Linked DNA regions of Homo sapiens: all the other regions are linked to region 1. A link is an interaction called in ENCODE POLR2A ChIA-PET data of the cell type or tissue named here. Cell type or tissue: OCI-LY7. All regions are shown on one strand.

Evidence for each region. Peaks named below come from ENCODE experiments on the same cell type or tissue, not always from the same donor. Only the 100,000 strongest peaks of a DNase experiment are listed, where the experiment ranks them.
Region 2: POLR2A ChIA-PET joins it to region 1 with 16 read pairs; 6 of 35 experiments call an interaction of 5 or more read pairs at or near these places.
Region 3: POLR2A ChIA-PET joins it to region 1 with 12 read pairs; 10 of 35 experiments call an interaction of 5 or more read pairs at or near these places.

What each region holds. Positions count from the first base shown.
Region 1 is chr12:24,987,078-24,995,077 of GRCh38, reverse strand. It overlaps LINC02909 (long intergenic non-protein coding RNA 2909), which reads left to right. Exons shown (of 4, transcript NR_171024.1): 4 at 751-1,654. Among named protein-coding and RNA genes, the nearest start is that of LINC02909, 6.4 kb to the left of the region's middle. In OCI-LY7, CTCF peaks have their summits at 3,216 and 3,417 (motif pointing left); DNase peaks (open chromatin) are centred at 1,173, 1,295 and 3,377; H3K4me3 peaks cover 2,047 bases; H3K27ac peaks cover 3,170 bases.
Region 2 is chr12:25,132,964-25,140,963 of GRCh38, reverse strand. All of the region lies in intron 9 of DNAI7 (dynein axonemal intermediate chain 7), which reads left to right. Among named protein-coding and RNA genes, the nearest start is that of DNAI7, 58 kb to the left of the region's middle. RefSeq lists an enhancer at 4,750-5,249. In OCI-LY7, CTCF peaks have their summits at 4,684 and 4,886 (motif pointing right); a DNase peak (open chromatin) is centred at 4,903.
Region 3 is chr12:25,122,450-25,130,449 of GRCh38, reverse strand. DNAI7 (dynein axonemal intermediate chain 7) reads left to right here. Exons shown (of 16, transcript NM_018272.5): 10 at 7,164-7,239. Among named protein-coding and RNA genes, the nearest start is that of DNAI7, 69 kb to the left of the region's middle. In OCI-LY7, no CTCF peak of the experiment used is centred here; no DNase peak of the experiment used is centred here; H3K27ac peaks cover 679 bases.

The DNA.
Region 1 (8,000 bases):
TAAAAAATAAATAAATAAATAAAATAAAATAGTAAAAAATAAATTAGCCAGGCATGGTGGCACGCACCTGTAGTCCCGCTGCTTGGGAGGCTGAAGTGGGAGGATCAAGCTTGAGTCTGGGAAGTCGAGGCTGCAGTTAGCCAGTAGAGATTGCACCACTGCACTCCAGCCTGGGTGACAGAGCAACACCCTGTCTCAAAAACAACAATAATAAAAACAAACAAAGGAAAGAAAAGAAGAAAACCAGATAATGGACTCCTTCTCCAGTACATGCATGGCCAAACATAACTTTTATTTTTCAAAACCCACTCTATGTAAAATGCACTATTTATTTCTCATAATATACTCTTTAATGTGCTTATATTCTAGGTATCATTGCCTTTAAGTTGCTTTTTTAAATGAAGTATCATTATTATTATTATTTGAGACAGATTCTGGCTCTGTTGCTCAAGCTGGAGTGCAGTGGTGTGATCTTGGCTCACTGCAACCTCTGCCTCCCTGGTTCAGGCAATTCTCATGCCTCAGCCTCCCAAGTAAGTGGGACTACAGGCGTGCGCCAACATGCCCAGCTAATTTTTGTATTTTTAGTAGAGACAGAATTTCACTATGTTGTCCAGGCTGGTCTCTAACTCCTCAAGTGATCTGCCTGCCTCGGCCTCCCAAAGTGCCTGTGCCCAGCCTTTTAATTGGACTTTAATGTGCAAATGCAGTCTCTTCAGAAAGCCTTTTTTTCTTCTTTTTTTAAATCAGCCTACATCATGCTATGACAATTTTCATATAAAGATGCTGTCTCGGAAAGAAAAGGATTGGGAGTTTGAATGATCTATGGCTTCCATTCCAAAAAGGATTACTACAGAAGTAATTACTTTGAAAGAAAAGTGATAATATGTTTTTGGAGAAAGGTGGAAATGAAGCAAGGCCCTGAATATATTACCAAGATGCATATTACACTGAATGAAATCATCCGTTGCCCTTCCGGATCTATCCCGTGGATGCAGAGCAAGAGCAACCCATCTTTGTTCAGCATCCCAGGAGACAGGCCTCTATTGACAGCATCAGTCTGGCTCCTTTGCCCTCTGATTTCCCATTGAATGTGGCCAGTGGGAGGGCCCAGCAGATGGAGGGCCAGGAGGAGGAAGAGTCTGCAGCATTTGTTCTCCTGGCTCCCACCCTGCCAGGTCTCTGTCTGACAGTGGCTCACGCTTTTCCACAGCCCCTGTCAGGTGGCCTCTCCCAAAGTGACAGTGTTCACTTGGTTCTGTAAGTGTTTTCTCCATTGCCTCTTGCCAGGGAGGGTAATGGCTTCCTAGAGCCAGATGCCAGCACCTGAGGTTGCCCACCACCCCATGCTGTTTCCCTTAACCCTGCCTACACTTTCAAGAATTGAAACTCTTTGCAGCCTCCTTTTTTTTTTTTTTAAAAAAAGGTACTATCGATTTCCTAAAGGACCGTGAGTGATATACACTCAGAGATTCTTTTGTCATGTTACTTTCCGTAGCTCAATATGGCTGTTATCCACATTATACAAAGAACATAATACCTACCTTAAATTTTTAATATTTTGTCTTTATTCTTCAACTCTGTGTAGCATTTCCTTCTGGTTAAGAACATGCAGATAATCCAAATAAACAGATTTGACTAAAAGAAAAAAAAACTCTACTAACTTTCATATAAATTTTTTTTTTGAGAGAGAGAGAAAGGAAGTCTCACTCTGTCACCCAGGCTATAGGGCAGTGGTGCAATCACAGCTCACTGCAGCCTTGACCTCCTGGGTTCAAGCCCGATCCTCCCACCTCAGCCTCCCGAGTAGCTGGAACTACAGCCATGCTACACCTAGCTAATTTTTGTATTTTTAGTAGAGACAGGGTTTCACCCTGTTGCCCAGGCTGGTCTCAAACTCCTAAGCTCAAGAGTCTACCTGCCTTGGCCTCCCAAAATGTTGAGATTACAGTTGTGAGCCACTAAACCTGGCTAGTTTTAAAAGTTTGCTAGCTGATGCCAAATTGGTTTCCATAGAGGTTGTACCAATTTACAGTCTCACCAACAATCTGTGAGCCTGCTTGTTTCCCCACACCCTCACGAACACAATATGTTGGTCTTTGCCAATCTGATAGGTGAAATATAGCATCTCATTATTTTAATATGCATTTCTCAAGAGGCATGGTGACTCACACCTGTAATCCCAGCATTTAGGGAGGCAGAGGCAGGAGGATAGCTTGAGTTCAAGACCTGCCTGGGTGATATAGTGAGACCCCCCCCCCATTCTCCACAAAAAGGAAAAAAAAAAAGACCAAAAAACAGTGTAATTTGTGATTTCTTTCCTTATGAATATGGTTTCATGTGTTTAAAGCCATTTGTATTTCCATTTCTATGTTTTATTTGTATGCTTTGGTCATTTTTGAATGGGGCTTGATTTTATCAATACACAAAAGCTCTTTACATATTACAAGATTTAGTTCTTTGTAGGATGTGTTACAAATACATTTTCACCAGGTGTTATTTGTGTTTTTTGTTTATGGTGTTTTTGCCACACAGATTTTTAAAAATGTGCAGTCAAATTTCAATCTTCTTTCTTATACCTTCTGAGTTCGTGTTAGCCTTAGAAAGCTTTCGTGACTCAAAAATCATAAAGACATTCTCCTCTGTTTTTCTCTAGTGTCTTTGATTTAATATATTTGGAATTTATCTTTGTATAGAGAGATGAAACTATACCTTCATTATTTTTCAGATGGCTACCCAATTTTCCCTAAGAAATTACCCTACAAATATACTTGCACATATTTACAAAGATAAATGTAAAAATACACTAATTTACTAATGTTTGGAAAGGCAAAATATTTAAAATAACCTTACCATCTATCAACAGAGGACTGGTTACATAAATTTCTGTTTATTTACACACTGGAATAAAATATAGCTGTTTAAAAGAAAGATGTTCTATAAGTACTGATATGGAATCCCAAAATTATGGGCTTGTTTATAAATCAACCCTAAGCTGAAGAATAGCACTTATAGCATTTCTGATTTAAAATACAAAACAAAACAAAAAACACATACAATACAAACACAAAACATAACAGACATACACATAAATACAGAAGAAACTGGAGACAATGATAACCTTGGAAGAGAAAATTGAGGAACTAGAGGACTGGGATAGAAGAAAGAGTTAATTATTTCTGTACATTTTTGTACCATATTCATGTACAGTATCATCTATTTAAATTCACAAATAAAGGCAAGAAAAATATAGATTTTTAAAACTGAAGGTATTATGTTTATGTTTGGGTGGCTGATTCATTATCACATAATACAGATTTGTAAGATAATGTCATTTACAGTATTGAAGCCTGCCTGTTAGTTCAGCGAAACACGCTTTATACGTGTGAAAATATGGATAAGTAGCACCCTCTGCTGGTAAGTAGTTGGAAGTCATTAATAAACCTACCTATGATTTATCTTATTCTCAATGTTGTGATTACTGGTTCGTGAGCTCAAATTGTGTATCATAAGAAAGATTTTTTTTTTTTTAAAAGAAGTCCGGGCACAGTGGCTCATGGCTGTAATCCCAGCACTTTTGGAAAGCTGAGGCAGGTGGATCGCTTGAGCTCAGGAGTTCGAGACCAGTCTGTGCAACATGGCGAAACCCCCACCTCTACTTAGAAATATAAAAATTAGCCAGGCATGGTGGGTGCATGCCTGTAGTCTCAGCTACTCAGGAGGCTGAGGTGGGAGGATTGCTTGAGCCAGAGGAGGTCAAGGCTGCAGTCAGCTGTGATTGTGTCACTGCACTTGAGCCTGGGTAACAGAGCGAGACCCTGTCTCAAAAAAAAAAAAAAAAAAAAAAAAGAATGATAATATTTGGTAGCATAATATTTAAAATATCACTGTGGGGACTTTTTTAAGTTACAAAAATCACACATTTTGGTAGCAGTCCTCAATTCTAGTGCCTTAACTCTTGTCTGGGTGCAGAACTCTATTTTGATGATGTAGGAACATTGAGGATAAAATAACTTTTTAACAATAGTTGCAACTGACAATTGTCACCAATGTGTATAAAAGTAAGCATTATTGTATATGTTTGCCTTGTCTGTCTGCCTATTTTCATCATGCCCATCACCATTATAATTCATTCATTCAACAAATACTGAGTACTTGGTAGGATCAGGCATGTTGTAGTGCTAAGGATAAACAGTGAACAAAACAGACAAACTTCCTGCTCTCATACAGCTTACTTTTCACAGGGGGAGACAGAAAATTAACATAATAGGCCAAAAAATATAGCATGTTATGGGCTGATAAATGCCAAAGGAAAATATAAAAATACAAAGAATGAGTTTGGTGGGAGGTTTGCAGTTGTAGACAGGGTAGCCCAGGAAGGGCTCTCCAGGAGGCATATTTGAGTAAAGACCTGAGGAAGTGAAGGAACTGGGGAGAGGACACTTGAGGAAATGTATTCAGGCAGAAGGAAGGGCAGATGCAAAGGACCTGAGGTGCAAGTGTGCCTGACATGGCCAAGAAACAGCAAGGAGGTCAGCGGGGCTGGAGTGACCTGAATACAGGGGAGAGTGGCAGGAAATGAGGGCGGAGCACTAATGCCAGGGGAAAATTATACAGGATCTTAGGGTTATAGGACATTGGCCTTTGCTCTAAGGGAGATGGGACGCCTCTGGAGAATTTTAAACGGAGCAGAATTGTGCTCTGAATAAATGAATAAATTGAAGAGAGTCTGAAGAGAGTTAACGGCAGAAATAGTGAGACAAGTTAGACGTTTACAGCAATAATCCAGGGCCAGGCACAGTGGTTCATGCCTGTAATCCCAACACTTTGGAGGCCAAGGTAGGAGGATCATTTGAGCCCAGGAGTTTGAGACCAGCCTGGGCAACACAGTGAGACCCCATCTCTACAAAAAATAAAAGTTAAAAAATCAGCTGGGCATGGTGGCATGCACCTGTAGTCCCAGCTACTCAGGAGGCTAAAGAGGGAGGATCGCCTGAGTCTGGGAGGTCGAGGCTGCAATGAGCCATGATTGTGTCACTGCATTCCAACCTGGTTGACAGAGCAAGACCCTATCTCAAACAAGCAAACAAACAAACCCAAAAAACTCCACAATATTTCTAGAGGAGAAATGATGACAGTAAATTGTAGATAGATAGATAGAGAGAGAGAGAGATAGAGAGAGAGAGAGGGAGATAGACTGTTAGATGAGACAGAATATGTTAGCAGACCAAATGTGGGTATGAGAATAAGAGAGTAATAAAGAATGACTTCAAGATTTTGACCTCAGCAACGGGAAAAATGTAGCTGCCATTGATTGAGATGGTTTCGAGAACAGGAGGAATACCAGGAGCTGTTTTAGAATGTGAAGTCTGAGATGCTATTAAGGCCAGGCATGGTGGCTCAAGCCTATAATCCTAGTACCTTGGGAGGTCAAAGTGGGAGGATCACTTGACCTCAGGTTCAAGACCAGACACAGTGAGACTTTGCCTCTATTAACTTAAAAAAAAAAGAGGCTATTAAATATTCAGGTGAATGAAAAGCCCCTTAGGGTTGCTTTTCACCCAGTTCACTCAGAGTAATTTGTTTTTCTTTGTTTGTTTTAATTGAGAAGTCAAAATTGCATGCATTTATGGTGTACACCATGCGGTTTTGATATATGTACATATTGTGAAATGACTATATCAAGCATTTAACATATGCTTTATTCCACATGCTTATCATTTGTGTGTGTGTGACTAGAACACCTAAACTCTACTGTCTTAAGCAATTTTCAAGCATACAATATATTGTTGTTAACTATAGTCACCATGATATACAATAGATCTTTCGAACTTATTTCTTCTGAAATCTTATGCCCTTTGACCAATATCTCCCCAATCCTCCCACCAAACCCAGAATAGTTCTTTATTGTCCTATTTTATGTATTAATCTTGTACATAAAATGCATTTGTAGGCCAGGCACGGTGACTCACACCTGTAATCTCAGTACTTCGGGAGGCTGAAGTGGGAGGATTGCTTGAGCTCAGGAGTTTGAGACCAGCCTGGACAATATAGCGAGACCTCATCTCTAAAAAATAATAAAATAAAATAAAATAAAAATAAAATGCGTTTGTATAAAGTACAAAGTCAAAAAAATGAAGTGGAAATGTCAAATAGGAATTTGGATATACGTCTGGATTCAAGGGAGAGGTTTTGGGTCGAAGATAAAAATCTGGGAGTCCTGAGCCTACAGGTGGCACTTCGAGCTGCGAGAGCTCTTGAGATCACCCAGGGTGTGAAGGCAGACAGAGAAGGGAAGTCCAGGGCTGAGCCCTACTGCACATCAGCACTCACCAGTCTGAATGATGACATGAGGAGGAACTAGCAAGAGACTGAAAAGGAACAGCAGAAAGGTAGGTGGAAAATCAGGTGAGTGCAGTGTCCTGGAAGCCAAGTGGACAAAGCATTTTACGGAGAAGAAAGTAATGGGCTGCTGATAGGACAAGTAAAATGAGGACTATGAAACGATCTTGGATTAGTAGTGAAGGAGGAGGTAATTGGTGATCTTGATGAAAGCAATTTCATTATAACTTGTTCAAAAGTGAATGGGGGAGAGAAATGAGAAACTGCCAAGATGGATACTGCTTTTTAAGAGTTTGCTGTGGGCCAGGCGCGGTGGCTCACGCCTGTAATCCCAGCACTTTGGGAGGCTGAGGTGGGCGAATCACCTGAAGTCAGGAGTTCAAGACCAGCCTGGACAACATGGTGAAACCCCGTCTCTACTACAAATACAAAATTAGCTGGGCGTGGTGGCTCATGACTGCAATTCCAGCTACTTGGGAGGCTGAGGCAGGAGCATCGCTTGAACCCGGGAGGCAGAGGTTGCAGTGAGTGAAAATTTTGCCATTACACTCCAGCCTGGGCAACAAGGGAGAAACTCTGTCTCAAAAAAAAAAAAAAAAAAAAAAATTGCTGTAAAAGGAAGGAAAGAAATGGATACTAGCAGACAGAGAAGTGGAGTTAATGGAGTTTTTGTTTTAGTTGGGAGAAATAACTGCATGTTTGCATGTTTATGGGAATTATCATCAGGAGGGGGAGACTGAGGATGCAGAAGAGAGAGATGAGAATGGCAGAACCTGTCCTTGAGCATGAGTCAGGGGTGACTCTAAGTGCACAGGTGGTGGGACTTCACCAGCAGCAGAGACAGGTGATTCCTAAGAAGAAGGGAAGGTTGGAGTGTGGGCACAGGTGCAGATGGGCAGTTATAGGGGAGGGAGGTGGGGATGATTTCTTCTGATTGCTTCAACTATCTCAGCAAAGCTGTAGGGAGGAAGTGTTAAATAAGGGAGAGGAGAAAGTATAAAATAATCTAGGGGAGAATGTGAGAGAGAAGGGATTAGGGAAACACTGTATGACTGCTGGGCAGCATGAAAGACTGCATGAAAATTCATGGTCCCAAATTTAATAGGAGAGCAGCTAGCACAGTTTTATGTCTTTTAACTGCATGGCTGCAGGCACGGAGCAGGTGGGGAGTTGCAGTTAACTAGGGGTGTGATCTATCCAAGCAAGTATGATGTGAGAAGTAAGAAGGACTTAGTAGAGTTGAATGTATGCAAAGTAGTGACTCTACTGATGACCATAGGATGTAAACTAGGTAGGGAGAAAACAAATGACACAAGTGTGGGGATGAGGGACATTATAATAGTAATAAAGTCAGTGGATTAAAGATTCTGGTAAGATAGAAGGTTGGTGAATTTGAGATACTACAAGGAGTGAGCTGGAAAGTTAGCAGGTGTTTGTCAAAGTGTGGAATACAGCACTTGAGATAGGACAGGGCTGCAGCTATTGTTAATAAGGTCAAGGGTATGGCAGTATCCATGTGGTGCTAATTCTGTAGGCATGCAGAAAGCAAGAGTTGCAGAGGCTGTGGAGTGAGTGGCTGTATGCACTCTCTACTTATCTCTGCTGGTTTCCATTTCTTTCCTTTCTTTCACAGCAAACTCTTTTTTTGAGAGAGAGGG
Region 2 (8,000 bases), 150 kb before region 1:
TTTCCCCCACTTTATGTTTTTGTTTGCTTTGTCAAAGATCAGTTGACTGTAAGTATTTGCCTTTATTTCCAGGTTCTCTATTCTGTTCCATTGGTCTATATGCCTATTTTTATACCAGTACCATGCTGTTTTGGTGACTATAGCTTAATAGTATAGTTTGAAGTCAGGTAATGCAATGCCTCCAGATTTGTTCTTTTTGCTTAGCTTGGTTTGGCTATGTGGGCTCTTTTTTGGTTTCATATGAATTTTAGGATTTTTTTTTCTAGTTCCATGAAGAATGATGATGGTATTTTGATGGGAATTGCATTGAATTTGTAGATTGCTTTTGGCAGTATGGTCATTTTCACAATATGATTCTACCCATCCATGAGCATGGGATGTATTTCCATTTGTTTGTGACATCTGTGATTTCTTTCAGCAGTGTTTTGCAGTTTTCCTTGTAGAGGTCTTTCAGCTCCTTGGTTAGGTGTATTCCTAAGTATTTTATTTATTTATTTATTTATTTATTTTTGCAACTACTGTAAAAGGGGCTGAGTTCTTGATTTGATTCTCAGCTTGGTCACTGTTGGTATATAGCAGTGCTACTGATTTGTGTACATTGATTTTGTATGCTGAAACTTTACTGAATTCATTTATCATATCTAGGAGCTTTTAGGATGAGTCTTTAGGGTTTTCTAGGTGTACAGTCATATCATCAGCAAACAATGAGAGTTTGACTTCTTCTTTACTGATTTGGATGCCCTTCGTTTTTTTATCTTGTCTGATTGCTCTGGCTAGGACTTCCAGTACTATGTTGAATAGAAGTTGTGAAAGGGGGCATCCTTGTCTTGTTCCAGTTCTCAGGGGTAATGCTTTCAATGTTTCCCTATTCAGTATAATGTTGGCTGTGAGTTTGTCATAGATGGCTTTTATTAACTTAAGGCATTTCCCTTCTATGCCGATTTTGCTGAGAGTTGTAATCATAAAGAGATGCTGGATTTTGTCAGATGCTTTGTTTTTAATTCTATGTGGTATATCACATTTATTGACTTCCACATGTTAAACCATTCCTGCATCCATGGTATGAAACCCACTTGATCATGGTGAATTATCTTTTTTAAAAAATGTATTTATTATTATATACTTTAAGTTCTGGGATACCTGTGCAGAACGTGCAGGTTTGTTGCATAGGTATACATGTGCCATGGTGGTTTGCTGCACCCATCAACCTGTCATCTACATTAGGTATTTCTCCTAATGCTATCCTTCCCCTATCACCCCATCCCCCGACAGGCCCCAGTGTGTGATGTTCCCCTCCCTGTGTCCATGGCTTCTCATTGTTCAACTCACACTTATGAGTGAGAACATGCAGTGTTTGGTTTTCTGTTCTTGTGTTAGTTTGCTGAGAATGATGGTTTCCAGCTTCATCCATGTCCCCTGCAAAGGATAGGAACTCATCCTTTTTTATGGCTGCATGAATTATCTTTTTGATATGCTGTTGGATTCGGTTAGCTAATATTTTGTTGAGGATTTTTACATCTATGTTCATCAGGGATATTGGTCTGTAGTTTCCTTTCTTGTTATACCCTTTCCTGGTTTTGGTATTAGGGTGATACTGGCTCCGTGGAACGATTTAGGAAGGATTCCCTCTTTCTCTACCTTTTGGAATAGTGTCAATAGGATTGGTATCAATTTTTCTTTGAATGCCTGATAGAATTCAGCTGTGAATCCATCTGGTTCTGGACTTTTTTTTTATTGGTAATTTTTTTTTAATTACCATTTCAGTCTTGCTGCTTGCCATTGATCTGTTCAGAGCTTCTATTTATTTCTGTTTTAATCTGGGAGAGGTGTATATTTCCAGGAATCTATTCATCTCCTTTAAGTTTTCTGGTTTGTGTGCATAAAGGTGTTCATAGTAGCCTTGAATGATCTTTTGTATTTCTGTGCTATCAGTTGTAGTATCTCTCATTTTGTTTCTAATTGAGTTTATTTGAATCTTCTCTCTTCTTTTCTTGGTTAATCTCGCTAATGGTCTGTCAATTTTGTTTGTCTTTTCAAAAAACCAGATTTTTATTTCATTTATCTTTTGTATTTTTTTTTTTGTTTCAATTTCATTTAGTTCTGCTCTGATCTTAGCTATTTCTTTTCTTCTGCTTTGTTTGGGTTTGGTTTGTTCTTTTTTCTCTAGTTCCTTGAGGTGTGTCTTCAGATTTTCTATTTGTGCTCTTTCAGAGTTTTTGATTTAGGTATTTAATACCATGAATTTTCCTCTTAGCATCACTTTTGCTGTATCCCAGAGGTTTTGATAGGTTTTGTCACTATTATTGTTCAGTTCAAAGAATTTTTAAATTTCCATCTTGATTTTATTGTTGACCCAATGATTGTTTAGGAGCAGATTATTTAATTTTCATTTATTTGCATGGTTTTGAGGGTTCCTTTTAAAGTTGATTTCCAATTTTATTCCCTGTGGTCTGAGAGAATACTGAATATAATTTTGATTTTCTTAAATTTATTTATTCATTTGAGACCGAGTCTTACTCTGTTGCCAGGCTGGAGTGTAGTGGTGTGATCTCAGCTCACTGCAGCCTCTGCCTCCTGGGTTCCAGTGATTCTCCTGCTTCAGCCTCCTGGATAGCTGGAATTACGGGCAAATGCCACCATGCCCAGCTATTTTTTGTATTTTTAGTAGAGACAGAGTTTCACCATTTGGCCCGGCTGGTCTCCACCTCCTGATCTAAGGTGATCCACCCGTCTTGGCCTCCAAAACTGCTGGGATTACAGGTATGAGCCACTGTGCCTGGCCCAATTTTCTTAAATTTATTGAGACTTGTTTTGTGTCCTCTCATATGGTATATCTTGGATAATGTTCCTTGAGCTGATGAATAATAGAATGTATATTCTGCAGTGGTTGAGTAGAGTGTTGTGTAAATATCTGTTAAGTCCATTTGTTCTAGGGTATAGTTTTGTTTTGTTTTTTTTTTTCCATTTTCTGTCTTGATGACCTGTCTAGTGCTGTCAGTGTTGAAGTATTGGAGTCCCACACTATTATTGTGTTGCCATCTATCTCATTTCTTAGGTCTAGTAGTAATTGTTTTATAAATTTGGGAACTCCAGTGTTAAGTGCATATATATTTAGGAATGTAATATTTTCCTGTTGGACTAGACCTTTTATCATTATGTAGTGTCCCTCTTTGTCTTTTTAAACTACTGTTGTTTATAGTCTGTTTTATCTGATATAAGAATAGCTACTCCTGCTTGCTTTTGGTGTCCATTTGCATGGAATGTCTTTTTCCACCTCTTTACTTTAAGTTTATGTGACTCTATGTGTTAGATGAGTCTCTTGGAGACAACAGGTTCTTGGTTGGTGAATTCTTATCCATTCTGTGGTTCTGTATCTTTTAAGTGGAGCATTTAGGCCATTTACATCCAATGTTAGTATTGAGATGTGAGGTACTATTCTATTCATTGTGCTAGTTGTTGCCTAAATATATTATTTTTTTGTTTTGTTTTTATGTTGTGTTATTGTTTTATAGGCCCTGTGAGATTTATGATTTAGGGGGGTTCTGTTTTGGTATATTTTGAGGTTTTGTTTCAAGATTTATAACTCCTTTTAGCAATTCTTGTAGTGCTGACTTAGTGGTAAATTCTCTTAGCATTTGTTTGTCTGAAAAAGACTTTATCTTTCCTTCATTTATGAAGCTTAGTTTTGCTGGATACAAAATTCTTGGCTGATAATTATTTTGTTTAAGGAGGCTAAAGATAGGACCCCAATCCCTTCTAGCATGTAAGGTTTCTGCTGAGAAATCTGCTTTTAATCTTTTGCCTCACATTTCTTAAGACTTTTTCCTTTGTCTTGAATTTAGATAACCTGATGACTGTGTGCCTAGGTGATTATCTTTTTACGATAAATTTCCCAGGCATTATTTGAGCTTCTTGTGTTTGGATATCTAGATTTCTGGCAAAAACCAGGGAAGTTTTCCTTGATTATTCTTTCAAATATATTTTCTGAGCTTTTAGATTTCTCTTCTTCCTTGGGAACACCAGTTATTCTTTGATTTGGTTGTTTACATAATCCCAGACTTCTTGGAGGCTTTGTTCATTTTTTAAAATTCTTTTTTCTTTTTCTTTGTTGGGTTGGGTTAATTCAAAAGCCTTGTCTTCAAGCTTTGAAGTTCTTTCTTCTATTTGTTTAGGTCCATTGTTGAAAACTTCCCAGTGTATTTTGCATTTCTCTAAGTGTGTCTTTCTTTTCCAGAAGTTGTGATTGTTTTTTATTTATGCTATCTATTTCTCTGGAGATTTTTTTATCCATCGCCTGTATCATTTTTACAATTTCTTTAAGTTGGTTTTCACCTTTCTCTGATGACTCCTTGAGTAGCCTAATAATCGGCCTTCTGAATTCTTTTTGTGGCAATTCAGAGATTTTTTTCATGGTTTGGATCTACTGCTGATGAGCTAGTGTGATCTTTTGGGGGTGTTAAAGAACCTTGTCTTTTCATATTACCAGAATTGTTTTTCTGGTTCCTACTCACTTGGGTAAACTATATGAGAGGAAAGATCTGGGGCTCAAGGGCTGCTTTTCAGATTCATTTGTCCCACAGGGTGATCCCTTGATGGGCTCTCCCCCTTCCCCTACAGATGAGGCTTCCTGAGAGCCAGAATGCAGTTATTATTATTACTTTTCTGGGTCTATCCACCCAGTGGAGCTACTGCGCTCCAGGTTGGTACTGCGGAGTGTCTGCAAAGAGTCGTGTGATGTAATTCATCTTCAGGGCTCTCAACTGTGGATACCAGAACCTGCTCTAGTGGAGGTAGCAGGGGAATGAAGTGGACTCTGTGAGGGTTCTTGGTTGTAGTTTTGTTTAGGGCACTGGTTTTCTCAAATGCTGGCTGTTTGTTGGCCTTCAGCCAGGAGGTGGCGCTTTCAAGAGGGCATCAGCTGCGGTAGTGTGGGAGGATACAAGCTTGCCCTAAGGTAACCTGGATAAGTATTCAGGTTTCTCAGGTGATGGATGGGGCCATAGAGCTCCCAAGAGATTATGTCTTTTGCCTTTGGCTATCAGGGTAGGTAAAGAAAGACCATCAGGTGGAGGCAGGTATAGGCATGTCTGGGCTCTGACTCTCCTTGGGCGGGGGTTGCTGCGGCTGCTCTAGGGGATGGGGGTATGCTTCTCAGGCCAGTGGAATTATGCTCCCAGGGGGATTATGGCTGCCTCTGCTGTGTCATACAGGCCGCCAGAGAGGTGGGGGAAAGTCAGCAGTGATGGGCCTCACCCAGCTCCTACACATCCATCAAGGCCAGTCTCACTCCCACCATGCATCACCAACAGCACTGAGTTTATATCCAGGCAACCAGTGAGTAGGGCTGAGATCTTGCCCCAGGCTACCAGCCTCCCTGCTAAGAAAGTAAACAGGGCTTTTGCTGCCCTGCCCTCCCCGCTGCCCTCTGTGGCTTCTGTGCTTGTGTCTGTACTTCCCATTTCCCACCGCCCCCCATCCCCTGTTCCCGGATCCTGCCCAGGAAAATTTGTGTTTGGTGGAAATTATTGCAAAGTTCAGCTAGAAGTTTCCTTCTCCCTGTGGTCCTTCCCCAATTCCACTGGCAGCTCTCCCCAAGGACCCCTGTGAGATAAAAGTCAGAAATGGCTTCCCTGGAGACCAGGAGCGCCTACAGGGCTCTTCCCACTGCTTCTTCTACTTTTATATTTCATTCGGCTTTCTAAATCCATTTCAGTTCTAGGTAAGGTTAAATCCTTCTCCCATGATCTGGATTTTCAGGTTCTCCAGTGAGGATGTGTGTTTGGAGGCAGATTATCCCCCCTCACACTTTGGACACTCACAGTATTTTGGCTGTCTCATGGAGTTTGCAGTGGCAAGTGCTTCTTTCAGAGTCTGTGAATTATTTCCGTTTTCCTGGTGTGTTCCTGCAGTAGTTCTTGGAGCAAAAGTTCATGATGTGAGTCTCCATACACTCACTGTTCTGTCTGTCCAAGTGGGAGCTTCAAGTTAGTCCTGCCTCATATCTGCCATTTTTCCTAAATGGCAATACTTTTATACTAAATATATAAGCATATGAATCCACTACAATACTGACTGCATAGTGAATTTATATCTTCTTCTCAATATTTGTCATCAATTAGTGTAGACAGCTAGTGGGCCTGAAAGTACCGAGCTAAGCTTTTCTTAGTTTGAATGGCCCTTACCAATGAGTTTAACTACATCCAGTTTTTGTTATTATGTAATGTTACATTGAACCATTTTAGGTTATAATGATGAATAAAGATATGCAAATGATGATGTTGAAAGTGCCACAAAAGTACACCAAGGAGGCCAGGTGCAGTGGCTCATGACTATAATCCCAGCACTTTGGGAGGCTGAGGCAGGTGGGTCACCTGAGGTCAGGAGTTTGAGATCAGCCGGGCCAACATGGTGAAACCCTGTCTCTATTAAAAATACAAAAATTAGCTGGGCATGGTGGCATGTGCCTGTAATCCCAACTGCTCGGGAGGCTGAGGCACGAGAATCACTTGAACCTGGGAGGCAGAGGTTGCAATGAGCCGAGATTGTGCCGCTGCACTCTAGCCTGGGCGACAGAGTGAGACTCTGTCTCAAAAAAAAAAAAAAAAAAAAAAGTACGCCAAGGAAAACCATTATAATGAATGGCAAGATGCACATTTTATCAAATTTGAGGCTATGTTCAAATACATAGTCTAGGCTGGGTGCAGTGGCTCAAGGCCTAAACAAGAGGATCCCTTGGGCTCAGGAGTTCAAGACCAGCCTGAGCAACATATCAAGACCTCGTCTGTACTAAAAATCAAAAAAAGTAGCCGGATGTGGTGGCATGTGCCTATAGTTCAAGTTACTAGGAACCCTGAGGTGAGAGGATTGCCTGAGCCCAGGAGGTCGAGGCTGCAGTGAGCAGTGGTCATGCCACTGCACTCAAGCCTAGGCAAGAGAGCGGGACCCTGTCTTAAAAACAAAAATAAAAACAAAACAAATACATAGTCCAAGAAACCTCAAATAAAGATCAGCAGGCAATTAGTGATATGGCAGAAATAATTTTACTTTATAAAAGGCAATGAAAACTTGTCCAAAGTCTGTGAATGGTAAGAATTGTGTGAATGGTAGATACAGGAACCTGGCTGGAGGATTTATATCCATGGGATTTAGAAAGGGACAGGTGATTGCCTAGAAAGTGAGAGTAACATTAACTCAGCACCCTCATTTCCAGGAACATATCTCACCACCACCCAACAGACACATGTGTAGACGCTTATGCTTATGTATCTGTGCTCTATCCTTCTGCTGAAAACCCCACAACATTCTGAAAATGCTAATATGAATAATGCTGAAGTATGTATGATTTCCACAGAAGCCGAAGAACCCCATAGTATTGGTGAGGTGTGCCAGGGCAGGAGGGGGAAGCCATCTTCTGTGCTGAAGGGGGAAGGGTGGTGGGTGACTGCTTAGAGCGAAGAATCCCCCAACACAAAACTACTTGTCAGATGGGCCTATACTTGCCACAGATTCTGAACAGTGTAAACCGCCTTTCGTAGGTGTGAGTAGACTGCAGGGAGCAAAAATCACTAGATTTATAAAGACAATCAGCAGCTCAAAAGAGGAAGACAGAGATAATTTAATGGGATTTGTTAGGGGAAAAGAATGAGAGATGATGGATAGAAATAGGAGTGTAATATCTATATAAAAGAAACTCGAAGTCGAGAATGGACAGGATGAGTTTGATATAACAATTGGTGCTGGGGCAGTTGACTAAGATTTAAAAGAAATTTCGATTCTCACTTTACCCTAAAGACTAAAAAAAAAAAAAAATCACAGTTTTAAATATAAAAACAAACTGAACTATTCAAAAATTATAAAAATAATGAAAGTATTTGAACAGAATATAGGAAACTTATTTTATTATCTTTACTAAGAAGACCTTTCGTACTTACCAGTGCATCAAAACCAAAAGCATGAACGAAAAAGAGATTGGATTCAAATATTTGTGTAGCCCCATAAAC
Region 3 (8,000 bases), 140 kb before region 1:
TTCTTCTGCCTCAGCCTCCCAAGTAGCTGGGACTACAGGCACCCGCCCCCGCGCCCGGCTAATTTTTTGTATTTTTAGTACAGACGGGGTTTCACCGTGTTAGTCAGGATGGTCTCGATCTCCTGACCTTGTGCTCTGCCTGCCTTGGCCTCCCAAAGTGCTGGGATTACAGGCGTGAGCCACCGCGCCCGGCCCATATAAATATTTTATATATGTAATGTATATGTTATTGGCAAACATTTACCAAATACCTGCTATTGATAAGGGATTCAACACGCTCTTGTTTTTAATGAGCTAACAATCTTGTGGATTAGAAGAGTAACAGTTACCATATCTTCTAATATATGCAATGAGAGAGATTCTACATGGGGGTTAAGAGATCAAAATAGGCTGGGCGTGGTGTCTCATGCCTATAATCCCAGCACTTTGGGAGGCCGAGGCAGGGGGATCACCTGAGATCGGGAGTTTGAGACCAGCCTGACCAACATGGAGAAACCCCATCTCTACTAAAAATACAAAATTAGCCAGGTATGGTGGCAGGTACCTGTAATCCCAGCCACTCAAGAGGCTGAGGCAGGAGAATCACTTGAACCTGGGAGGCAGAGGTTGCGGTGAGCTGAGATCATGCCATTACACTCCAGCCTGGGCAGTAAGAGTGAAACTCCATGTCAAAAAAAAAAAATAAAAATAAAATAAAAATAAACCCAAAATAAAAACAAATGAACAGATTGGAAGTCTTCTCTCATGAGGTAACATGAGCTGAATCTTTTGGTGTAGCATGGAGAAGTTTAGATAGGAAGGAAAGGAAGTTATTCTGGTCAGAGGGAAAAGTATGGAGACATGAAATAGCCTTAGTAATTTGGGATGTTTTGTGATCATCGTGGATAAATTAAAAATCCATGGGAATAAGTTATATAAAAAACCTAGCATCAGAGCTCCTTAACATTCAACAACCTTTAATGTGCCACAAATGTATGTTTTCAGTGCATTTCCAGGTCATACCCTGGGAGTTGTTCTCATTTCCTTACTCACTTACTGAATATTTATCATACGCCTACCTCTATGTGGTAGGCACCATTCTGGCCCTCGGGAGGATGGCTAAAGAACAAATAAGGCTCCTTCTCTCATAATTTACATACAAGTTAGGAGAAATCAACAATAAATAAGAAAAAGTAGAAAATACCATATAGTAATCATTCATGCACCAAATTAAACAGGATTAAACTGGGAGTGACTTTACATTGGGTAGTTAGGGAGGGCCTGTTTGATGGGGTATTATTTAGCCGAGACCCAGATGACAAGAAGGAATCAGCTATTTAAAATGAAGGTAAAAATAGTCTTCAGGCACAATTATTGCAGAAGTCATAAAACAGAAGTGAGAAGGAAGGCCAGCGACTGATGTATGATGGGCAAGAAGCAAAGTGGTATGTAATAAAGTTGGAAAGGGAGGCAGAAGCCAGATAAAGTCAGGCTTTGCAGGCCAGAGTGAGAATTTAGGCTTTTATTGTAAATGTAGTGGGGAGCCATTAGAGGGTGGTAAGTAGGAGTGTGACATGATGTGATGTATGGCCCTGAAAGGTTATTCTGGCTACTGTATGGAGAACAAATTGTGAGGGGCCAGAATAAAAGCACAGTGTCTAGTTAAATAGTACTGGTAAGTAATAAGTCATGGTGGTTTGGACAGAGGTTGCAGTAAGAGTTATAGAAAGATGAATATGTTTGGGAGATGTTTTGGAGGTAAAATATATCTTACTGAGTTTTTATTTTGAGAAATGAGGCATATGGTGATACAGTTTACAGAGATGAACAAAAATAGAGTGAAACAGTTGAGAGTGGCTGTGAAACAAAGAGTTCTGTTTGGGTAAGTTTGGGGGATGCAAGTGGAAATGACAGGTAGGCAAATGTGAACCTGGAGTTCAGAGGAAAGTCAGACACAGCTGCTACGTACATGTTCACGTGCAGGTTATGTTCTGAACTTCTGGAATCAAGCGGTACAATGTGTGTGACCTACAGAGCATCACTAGCTTATATTTGGGGACCATTGGTCTATAGATAGTATTTAAAGCCACTGGAATGAATGAGACCAGTAGACCCAGGATAATTATTCTTAATTAATGCTGTATTTTCAAAATTCATTTTCAATTCCTTATCAAGAATCAGTTCCAACAATTTATTTTGAGTTATAGTAAAATTTAAATTATCTTTTGATGAAAAAGTATATTTCAGATCAATGAATTTCTTTTGCATAGATCTTCTGTTGATGGATAATAAAATTCAAGACATTCTGTCAAACTTGTAAAGTGTTCAGTGCTGACATTTTGCAGATATTATCAAGATCATTTACTTCATTAATAATTGTTGGCATCAGTTTCATATATTCTTTTCCAATACTTTCATGGTTTTTGTAGCTTTTGATTGGTTTAGTTTTGTTTTTACATTTAAATCTTATATCCATCTGGAATTTATTTTAGTGTAAAGTGAGAAGAATGAATCTAAATTTATTTTATTGCAAATCTTAGCCAGCTGTCTCAAAACACATACCATATAAACCTAGGCGTTTTCCATTGATCTGAAATGCCATATGCTAAATTTTCAAGTGGATCCTATTCTCTATTTCTGGAATCTATATTCTGTTTTTATTGATCCACCTATTAATGATAGGTTATGTTTTTATATCAAATTCAAATTGCACATATACTAAGGAATTTCTATGTTATACTATCTGTGCATTTATCAAGTTGCAATGAAAATTATTTGCTAGTGTCCCATGACATTCTTTCATGGTATAAGCCAGTTCTCGTATACATTGAGACAAGATATCATTGAAAAGTTATACTTTAGCTACCTTCTCTGATTCATATTCTGTCAACATTTCCAAGCAAACATCTTTTAGAAATTGTTATTTACTTTAAATCTATTGTGTCTATAAATTTAATACAATTGAAGTAAAAATTCCAGTTGTCAGTTTTTGAGACTTGACAAAATACTATTAAAGTTTACCTAGAAGAAAAAAATACTTGGAAAACACCCAATTTTGTAAAAGAATTATGATGAAAGAGGACCATCATTACCAGATATAAAACATGATGAAAATAGGAATAAAGAAGTATTTTTTTGGCTTCATTGCCAACAAACACAAGGAGTTTATTATTATTATTATATATAAAGCTTATACATTATACCTGTATTGTCAGCAAATGAGATTTGAAGTTTTTGTGCGGGAGCACGTTCTGATGACACTGTTGCAATTACAGGAACCCATTCTAGACTAGTTATCAAAATTAAGGAGCTTGTGCTAGAATGTAAGTTGACTCACTGCATCCTTCTAGAAGTCTAACTTCAAAAAAGAGTCAATTGAGCTAAAGAGTAGTACAATTTTTTTAAAAATTGACTTATGTAAAGGCAATGTGTTATATGCAAGAATATCCTCTTTATGATGTGGTACTATAGAAACTGATAAATTCCTGTTGTTGCATGCTGAGGTGAAGTACTCGTGTTTATCAAGGGAAAAGTTCTGTTGAGAAAGTCTGAATTCCTAGTGTTCCTGCAAGATAAGAAGCCAGTTTGGTCTAAACTCTTTGAAGAGTTCTCAACTTTTTAAAGATATGAATTAGACTGACTTACCTATTGGTCTGATATCTTTGGTATTTTTATTGATCATAATCCTCCCTGAAAGAAATAAATGCAACTTGGTTTTTAAAGGTAAATAATGCCAAAGGCCACCTGGCTATCCCACAGGCACCTCAAATTCAACATTCCACAATCAAATTCATTACTTTTCCCCCAAACCTGTCCTTCCTCTTCCTTTTCTTTTTTCTTTTTTTTGGTGCTAATTGTTATCACTCTCTACCTTAATTACCTAAATCCAACACCTGAACATCAGCCGTAGCCTCTCCCTTGCTTTACTTTTATATCCAGTCCCTCCTCAAGTTAGATTGCTTTTAATTCCTTATCATCTCTCCTATAAGCTCCTTCTAGTGGCCCTGGTTGCTTCTGCCTTGGGTAGGTCCTGATCTTGTCTACACTGGACTTCTAGCACTTCACTGAGCAGCCCATTCATCAGGTGGCTGCCAGAATACTCTTTCCAAATGCAAATTTCTTCACATTAGGTTCCTACTGAAGGCCTTTTATGAGCTCTCCTTTACCCATAGGAGACATTTTAAAGTCTTCAGAGTGGCATTCAGAGCTGTCCACAATCTGGCCCCTGCATCTCTCCAGCCTCAGATCTTTACACCCTCCTAGCATGCCTCACTCCAGCTATACCTGACCACTTGGAGTGCTTGGAATCCTGTTTTGCTTCATGCCTTTCACTTTCACTCACATTAGAATTCTCTCCCACCCTTTTTGGGGGAGGATCTATTAATAATTATCTTTCAATATTTAGTTCAACAAACCTGGAAGCATCACATTACCTGACTTCAAAGTATACTACAGGGCTACAATAACCAAAACAGCGTGGTACTGGTACAGAAACAGGCACATAGACCAATGGAACAGATAAGAGAGACCAGAAATAAGGCCACACATCTGCAAACATCTCATCTTCAACAAAGCTGACAAAAACAAACAATGGGGAAAAGACTCCCTATTCAATTAAAATGGTTCTGGGATAACTGGCTAGCCATATGCAGAAGATTGAAACTGTACCTCTTTCTTATACTGTTTACAAAAATCAACCCAATATGGATGAAAGACTTAAATGTAAAACCCAAAATTATAAAAACCCTGAAAGACAACCCAGGCAATACAATCCTGGACATAGGATGGGCAAAGATTTCATGAAAAAGGCACCAAACGCAATTGCAACAAAAGCAAAAATTGATTAAGTGGCATCTAATTAAACTTAAGAGTTTCTGCACAGCAAAAGAAACTATCAACAGAGTAAACAGCCTGCAGAATGGTGGAAAATATTTGCAAACTATGCATCTGGCAAAGGTCTAATATCCAGCATCTATAAGGAACTTAAATTTACAGGAGAGAAACAACCCTATTAAAAAGTGGGCAAAGGACATGAATAGACACTTTTCAAAAGAAGACATACGTGTGGCCTAGAAGCATATGAAAAGAAGCCCAATATCGCTGATCATTAGAGAAATGTAAATCAAAACCACAATGAGATATCATCTCACACCAGTCAGAATGGCTACTACTAAAAAGTCAAAAAATAAAAGTTGCTGGTGAGGTTGCGGGGAATAGGGAACACTTATACACTGTTGGTGGGAGTGTAAATTAGTTCAACCATTGTGGAAAGCAATATGGTGATTCCTCAAAGAGCTAAAAGCAGAATTACCATTTCACCCAGCAATCCCATTACTGGGTATATACTCAGAGGAATATAAATCATTCTACCATAAAGTCACATGAACGTGAATGTTCATTGTAGCACTCTTCACAATAGCAGAGACATGGAATCAACCTAAATGCCCATCAGTGACAGATTGGATAAAGAAAATGTACATACCCACCATGGAATACTATGCAGCCATAAGAAAGAATGAGATCGTGTCTTTTGCAGGAACGTGGGTGGAGCTGAAGGCTATTATCCTTAGCAAACTAATGCAGGAACATAAAACCAAATGCTACATATTCTCACTTGTAAGTGGGAGCTAAATGATGAGAACTGATGAACACAAAGAAGAGAATGGCAGACACTGGGGCCTACTTAGGAGTAGAGGGTGGGAGGAGAGCAAGGAGCAGAAAAATAACTATTGGGTACTAGGCTTCATACCTAGGTGATGAGATAATCTGTACAACAAACCCCTGTGACCTGAGTTTGCCTGTACAACAAGCCTTCACATGCACCCTCAAACCTAAAATAAAAGTTAAAAAAAAATTTAGTTCAAACTTACTACCTTTAGGTAAGAGAGGTGTTGCCTGTCTTCACCCACACATTTTCCCACAGAATTAACTCCTCTTCCTTGTACTCCTATTGTGGCTCCTTTACTTTATACTACAACACTTACAAAAATATACCCATTTGTTTACTTGCTTCCCTAATAGTCTGGAAGTTCCTTATGTCAGGGACCTTGTTTTTTATTGCCAGTGTCTAGCAATGCCACTACTATTTAGGAGCTCTGTAATTTTTTTTTTGAATGAATAAATAAGGGAGAAGGTTCAGAGGCATGATGGAAAGGGTTTGCAGAGAATGTAATAGTGTTAAAGCTGGTCAGGGGGAAGACACATAGGGCAATATGGTGATGAGAGATGGGAAAGGCTAGTCTACTAAGGGGGACTTGTCTGTGTATGATGGGTAAGAGTCATGGGAATAACTAGCTTTAAATTTCTGACTAGAACTCTGGTATAAGGTTATTCTATTGCTGCAGAAGTACAGGTGCTACCTGAAGTCAAGTGAAGTTTGCTGGATGTCATTCAATTTGCAAGTATTAGCACACACACACACACACACACACACACACAATTTTTATACTAGCAACACTGCATTTATCTAGTGCTTTACATTACCCAAAGTTCTTTTATTTCCATTATCTTATTTGACCCTTAAAACAGTTATCTCCCTCAGCTTCAGTTTCCTTATTTCTTCGGATTGTTTGCAAGATGTGTTATATGTCTGATACACAGTTAAATACCAAATGTGTTATTGTTACATCAGGAATTTGAGGCTCATAATAGTTAAATGACTTGCTCAAGGTCAGAAAGGTAAGTTAGTGGCAGATTTAGACATAAAGTCTAGATTATTTTTACTGCACTAGAGTACAATGGGATACTATCTTCTACATTACTTGAGCTGCAACATCTTTAATTTCCTTGAGAGACTTACCCAAAAGCAGGCTTTGGGATGACTCTACCAGAGCTGATTATCAAATTTAAGCAAAATCTACCTCCTGGATAAACCAAAATGCAAATATAAATAATATTTTTTATAGCTTGCATTGCTTCCTAATCTCCATCTTTTACACTTGAGGATTTTCAGCAGAGAATCTGAGCAGGGTAACCTCTTGCCCTTGTGAAGTTTTGTAGATATTTTAATTGCTTGTTAAAATATTGCTTTTGAGTCCAGTTTTATGGTAGAGCAAGTATCAGTTTGGGGTTTTCAGCCTAGAATTAAGGTAGCAGGCATCTGAAGTGAGGACTGGAACACAAAGACAATGACTGTACTATGTAGACACTGACAATCACACCCATATGTCTGTGGTTTTTTATAGAGTTCTGCTGAGGAAGAATCTGAAGCCATAAAATGTGAACGAGAGATGAAAGTATTAAGTGAAACTGTTTCAGCAGGTATTCTAAATTACATTTTAAGAATTTAACTTTATTGAGATTTTCTTCTTACAGAAGAAATACAGGATCATTGTTAAAAAAATTCAGACATTGCAAAAATATATTTAAAGTGAAAATTCTTCATAGTCCCTTTTCTGAGATACCAGTGTTAACAGATTTCTTTGCTCAATTTATCCCTGTCTCTCTTAATTTCTAATAAAACCATGGGATTATATTATACAAATGTTTTTGTTGAGAATTACTTTTTTCCCACCTAACAACGTGTTACATACATAGAACACAATATATATTTCATGTAAATGAATATTCAACATTATTCTAAGAATACATTGGTAACCTCACTTTTTGAAGTAGTTGTATAATTCCATCCAATAATGGAACACTTTTTAAATCCCTATTGATAGGCAGGTTGTTTCTAATTTTGTATTACTACAATATTGTAATGAACTTTCACAAGTACACATACACAACTGAAAATCTCGCAACACTTCTGGGTATTAACAAGTGTTTGCATTCAGTCTTGTCCTGGCAAATAGCAGTTGGATATAGTTTAGAAGTGTCAAGGCAATAGCGATGTCTAATTTGTCAATCTTTTAGTTTGAGATTTATATACATCTTTTCTGTTAACTTTATGCTTCTTTCCCCATAACTTCTAGGAATCTATTTTCTATATATTTCTTAGCATATTTTTTCATAACAGGCCTTAAACTTCACTTTTTCTTTCTTCTTCTTCTTCTCCTTCTTTTTTTTTTTTTTTTTTT